Regions from separate parts of the Mus musculus genome. Here region 1 is linked to region 2. A link is a loop called in an ENCODE intact Hi-C map of the cell type or tissue named here. Cell type or tissue: left cerebral cortex. All regions are shown on one strand. Links, peaks and the distances in the headings refer to the core of each region. The heading gives the core; the rest is flanking DNA. Region 1 has its middle 34 kb from the start of Rras2. Region 2 overlaps Rras2 (related RAS viral (r-ras) oncogene 2).

Evidence for each region. A loop is a pair of places that touch in the nucleus more often than their neighbours do. Peaks named below come from ENCODE experiments on the same cell type or tissue, not always from the same donor. Only the 100,000 strongest peaks of a DNase experiment are listed, where the experiment ranks them.
Region 1: a loop joins it to region 2, with 2.5 times the contacts of the local background. A loop is called at or near these places in 3 of 42 quality-filtered maps.

The regions. Positions count from the first base shown.
Region 1 is chr7:114,150,294-114,153,200 of GRCm38, forward strand. No RefSeq gene overlaps it. Among named protein-coding and RNA genes, the nearest start is that of Rras2, 34 kb to the left of the region's middle. In left cerebral cortex, for the core only: no CTCF peak of the experiment used is centred there; DNase peaks (open chromatin) are centred at 1,332 and 1,904; H3K27ac peaks cover 1,916 bases.
Region 2 is chr7:114,086,178-114,089,084 of GRCm38, forward strand. The region is part of intron 1 of Rras2 (related RAS viral (r-ras) oncogene 2); the gene reads right to left. Among named protein-coding and RNA genes, the nearest start is that of Rras2, 30 kb to the right of the region's middle. In left cerebral cortex, for the core only: no CTCF peak of the experiment used is centred there; DNase peaks (open chromatin) are centred at 1,345 and 2,087; H3K4me3 peaks cover 188 bases.

The DNA of each region.
Region 1 (2,907 bases), core at 250-2,749, 64 kb after region 2:
CTGCTACTACCACCCATGTGACGTCCCCCAAGTTGCTTAAAATTCCTCATCTGTGAGATGGAAATTATGGCTCCTGGCTCCCCCAAATTAGTAGAATTGTATGATTAACACTTCAAAAGACTTTCATCTAGTATTTGTAAGGCTATCTCACTTTGTGAGGTTATCATATAAGTCTGGAGTGAAGTCCTCCTGGTGAATTAAAGGTCTGGGTTCCCTAAAATCCTATACTGAAACCTTTCACTCCTAAGATTACTAACTCTGTAGGTTTGAGTGAGAATGTCCCCCATAGGCTCAGGCATTTGACTATTTGGTCCCCAAGCAGTGCTGCTATGGGAAGGCTGAAGAAGTGTGCCACTGGAGGCAGGCTTTCAGAGTCAGAAGATTATAGGCATTGTTAGTGTGTTCTCTTGGCTTCCTGCTCTTGGTTCAAGACATGAGCACTTAACTTGTTACTCCAGCCTCCACACCGCTGCCTCTGCTCTACCATCATTGGCTCTAACCCCCTGGTATCATAAGCTCAGATAAACTCTCCCATAAGTTGCCTTCCTCATGGTGTTCTACCATAGCAATGGAGAAGTAACGATGTACTAATTCCCTGTAGACTGGGAGACAGTGCCTTTGGGACATGGTTAGGCCACACAAACGGGACCAGTGCCTTTAGAAAAGACCCAAAACCAGATGTGAGGGCATATGTCTGTAATCCCTGAATTTGGGAGGTGGAGAAAGTAAAATCAAGAATTCAAGGCCAGCCTCACCTAGACAGTTAGTTTTAGACAAATCTGGGCTATGTGAGACCCTGTCTCAAAAGAGAGAGAGAGAGAGAGAGAGAGAGAGAGAGAGAAAGGAAGAAAGAGAGAAAGACAATCCCTTGTTGCTCTGTCATGTACAACTCCAGGGAGGAGATGGCCTTGGATGAGGACACTGGCCTTCACTAGATCTCAGTCATGCTAGTATCCTATTCTTGGTCTTCACTAGGCTTGCACACATGGTAATATAGGCCTGGCACACAGTGAGTGTTTATTAGGTCTCTGTGTTCCTACCTCCTTCCCACCACTCCTCTGGCTTCTCCATATCCATCTGCACACATTTGAAGTATGTGAGCCTTAACTACGTACTGTTCACAGAGGAACGGAGGAACCAGACGTCTCCGAGTCTTTCCTTCGTACAGCACTTCTAAGCCAGCCTTCTCCACAGTGATCTGGTCTCCTCCTTCATCCTACAAGCATGACAGATAACACAGAACATTGTCCTGTTGTTCTCTAGTACCACCAGCTCCTTTCCCTCACTGGGAATGCAAACACAGAGAGGCTCTAGGCCATATGCTCACAGCATCAGCTGTGTTTCCATGGTGACCAACCCACCATAACTAGATGTTTCAGCAAAGAGGAGCTGTGACACTGGGGAGCCACAGAATGTGGCAAACTAGCTATTATTGTTTCTGTCACCCCACCCTAAAGACTAAAGCAGGTTGGCTCTGGCTTGAAGAGGTAGGGAAATTTATGTTTGCATAAGTAGGGGACCAAGTTTGAGAGGGCACTTGGCTTCTTATCACAGCAGAAACTGTTTTGTAGTTTAAAATAAATCTAAAAGAAAAATAGAAATTCAATTGAAAATACCACAACATAGGAAACAGCCTGTTGTCATGAGAACAATATGGAGATTTTGATCTAATTCCTCCGAAGAAGGTCAATAAAACTTCATTTTTACAAATCCCGTCATATTTTTCCTCTTAAAAAATTTAAATGTTATGTGTATGTGTGTGTGCCTTAGTGTGCATGTGTGTGTACCACATGCATGTACAAGCATGTGGAGGCAGCTTGCAGAAGTCAATTCTCTCCTGCCACAATTTGGGCTCTGATGATCAAAGCCTGGTCATTGGGTTTTGCAACAAATGCCTCTCCCTGCTGAGCCATCTAGCGGGCTCCTGCCCATTTTTACCTTGTGATGTTTCCCTTTGTGATGGGATTCTTGGGGTCAATCTCAACGTAAATCAAAGAGTCTGACAGGGTAGTTAGACAGTTATTGCCTCATTGTCTACAGAGGCCCCTCCAAGGCTCAGGGATATCAGTAAAACCCAGGACACTTACTGTACATGTAATGCTTTACTTGTGCTTAAAGGAAGACCAAATGGGGCTGGAGAGATGGCTCCAAGGTAGGAGCACTTACTGCTCTTCCAGAGAACCAGGGATCAATTCCTGACACCCACATGGCACCTCACAACTGTCTCTAACACCCTCACACAGACATACATGCAGGCAAAACACCAATGCAGGAGAGAGAGAGAGAGAGAGAGAGAGAGAGAGAGAGAGAGAGAGAGAGAGAGAGAGAGAGAGAAACCTTAAAAAAGAAGACCAAATCTAACCAGGTGGTGGTGGTGCATGCATTTAATCTCAGTTCTGGGGAGTCAGAGGCAGGAGGATCTCTTGAGTCTGAGGCCAGCCTCATCTACAGAGCTACAGAGCAAGTTTCAGGAGAGCCAGGACTGTTACACAGAGAAACTGAGTTTCACAAAACCCAAAGCCCAAAACAAAACAAACAAACAAAACGGAAAACCACAGGTTTGGGAGGTGGCTCAGTCAGTAAACTGTTTTGTAAGAATGAGGACCTGAGGTCAGGTCGTCAGCATCTCCATAAAAGCTGGGCCCAGTATCATGCATCTATACCCAGTGCTGGAATGCAGAAGCAGGCAGCTCTCTGGGAATTGCTGACCATCTTAGCCCAGTAAGCTTCATGTCTAGTGAGGAGCCCTGTCCCAGAAACTAAGACTAAGATCTGAGTGTGGTGGGACTTACCTTTAATCTCAGGGAAGGCAGATGCAAGCAGATCTCTTATGAGTTTGAAGCCAACATGGTTTACTAAGGAGTTCCAGGGCAGGCATTGCTATAGGGTGAGACTCTCCCTATTGCT
Region 2 (2,907 bases), core at 164-2,663:
ATTTAAATTTCACAAACAACATGGTTCTGAAGACACTACTAAAGCAGAAGGCGCATCCACAACTGTATCAGAAGCTCAGTGAGGAAGTCTGGCCCTGTGTGCACCATCAAGGACTAAGTCTTATGCCCCAAACATGGTTCCCCTGGCTTCCTCATTTACATACTAGCTCCATGCAATAAGCAAAAGACGATAAACATTCTCAGCATATCAAAAAGATAGGAGATGAGACTTTCAGAAGGGGGGGCAGGGGACAACTAACCTCCCCTTTACTGACTGGGACTCACCAAGTGTTCAGCTCCAGCCTGGAAAATTTCACACTGCAGTTCAACGAAAGCAGAGCTCACTAGAGACAACAAAATAAACAAGGACTCCCTCGCTCTCAAGGAGTCTCCCTTGAGGAGGCAAAAAAGGAAGAGGAAGGTGTGTCTTGGAGTGGAGGACATTTGAGTGTTGTTATAGTGGGTTCAGCACAAAGTCCTGCAGAAGCATCTATGAGACATGGGGGAGGGATCCCACAGTCTTCATCATCTCAATGAACAACAAAAACAAAAGACTCAAACTGTAAACGCCTAAAGCAGGGTGACGAGCCCACAGCTGTGATCTAGGTGCTTGGAGGCGGGAGGAGCAGGTGGTCAAGGGCTGGAGAGAGGGCTGAGATTAACTAAGAACTCTGCTCTGCCACAGGGTAGGGGGTTGGTTCCCAGCACCCACTTAGGGCAGCTCACGGCCACCTGCAACTAGCTCCAGAGACTCTGAAGCTCCCTTTTGACCAGGACAGGTATCCCCCAGTGCAGACACGCAGGCATAGAAGTTAGGGACCCCATCCAAAGCCAGGAAGCTAATGGCTACTGGAACTGAATGGCCCCCAAACCTGCCCCCGCCCCCAGCAGCCACCTTCAGAAATATAATGCTGCAAGCAGGGCAGTGCACTTGTGTGGTCCCAGCACTCGGAGCAGAGGCAGGAAAACTGCCCCAAGTTCAAGCCCTAGGTTTAACCAGGGCTCACAGTGAGCCCCAGCCTCAACAGAGGGAGGCAAAGGGGGAAGATGGGAGAGAGGGGAGAAGGGAGAGTGGGGGGAAGGGAGAGAGGGGAGAGAGGGGAAAGAGGGGAGAAAGGGAAGAGAGGAGAGGGGGGAAGAGAGGGGGCAGAGGGGAGAGAGGAAAAGAGAGAAGACAGGGGAGAGAGGGAAAGGGGGAGACAGGGACAGAGGGAAAAAGAGAGAAGACGGGAGACAGGAGGGAAGGAACGAAACACTTCTACTTTCTTCATACGTGTGGAGTAAATGTTCAGATTTTTTCAAGAGTTTCTCCCACACACTCAGTCAACCCTGGCATTTGGCAATGACGCCAAGCTGGCAAGCAGGCAGAGGATGTCCTAGGTCTGGGGGCAGAGCCTCACTCTCTCCTACAACTGCAGATAACAACGGTACCTTAGCCACGAATAATGAAGGATTTCTTCTCCTTGCCCAAGGAGGAGATTTTCAACACATTTATCTCATTCCTGGTATTGAAGTGATCAAAGGCTGGGAACCTCCTGAGGAGCTTTGTAGTAGAGGGACATAAAATGGGTTTTATTTTTCAGAGTTAAAGAAAATAGCTATGTGTGATCAAAACAGCCAAAACCTTCAAAAATAAACCAGCGAAAAGAATCCCACGTGACATTATGAAAAGGATTAGTTCCCTTGACCACAATGTGAGGATCTAAAATTCAGACCTTCATCAACAAGGAGCTGCCCACCCAAAGGGAAAAGGAGCTTGCTGAATAAATGATCTCAAAGAAGACTTAAAAGCTACTAAACAACACGCCTGCAGTCGCAGGTCTACCGTGGGCTAACCATCGTGAAAATGTTTAAACAATAAGGAACGATACCAGAAAAAAAGTCAGTGCGAAGAGTGCAAAGATCAAAGGTTTTCTTCCTGCGTGATTCAATTTGTTTATTTAAGTTGTAGACTGCCCACCCACCACACCCCACAAAAAAGTCGGGTTCACTTGAGGGCTTCACCCTCCTGCTGTTTCCTTTGCAGTGAGGCTGCAGGCACAGGCTGTAATCTGTTCATTGAGCAGAAAGCAACTGAGTGAGACACAAGCGCCTCTGGCACCCCGTGAAACCACAAGAGAGCAGATTCTAGTTTTCCCATGTTCTAACACATCTTTTCAAAGCTGTTTTTCTTCAAGGGCAATACACTTGTCTAGAGTCACGCGATTGGTACCAAAAGCCAAAGGCCAATTGACACTGAAGGCTATAAATTAATCAAAACAAAGATTTTAAAGAGACCTCTGTGTGTGTGTGCCTCATTTACACACACGTTTCTTTAGTGAATTTCAATCTATAAACAAAATAAAAGCACCAGACGCACTTTCCTACAGAAACACGAGCAGTCTTCAGCGCTAAAGTAGACATCAAAAGATTCCTTCACCAGCTTTTTGTTGCTCTTAGGAAAAGTTATCAACTTCGCTAACAGTGAAATGAAGTAAAAAGCCCTCTGGAGAAACTTTTCCAAAACACTTATCAGGAAAAAGAAAATACAAAATAAATTGATTTCAAAGTTCTTTCTTCACAACCTTTACAGCCACAGACAGAGTCATGAAAAGTAGCATGCTGTGGACTAGAGAGATGGCTGCCCCTGGGAACTCCATTTCCAAAGGATTTGGTGCCTTCTTCTGGCCAGAGGACACTTGTACACATACATACATGCGGACAAAACATTCACACACATAAAATACAAATAAATAAATCTAAAAATAAATAGATGTAAAGAAAAAAATAAAGATGTCTGATCTAAAAAGGGAAAGAACTGTAAGCGCAAGTTGACCTCTGTAAGAATATAAGCAACACAAAGATAAAGGTAGACTGCAAACAAGTAGCTTATTGTACTTCTGGTCCCTGGGGAGTGTCAGTCACCCAC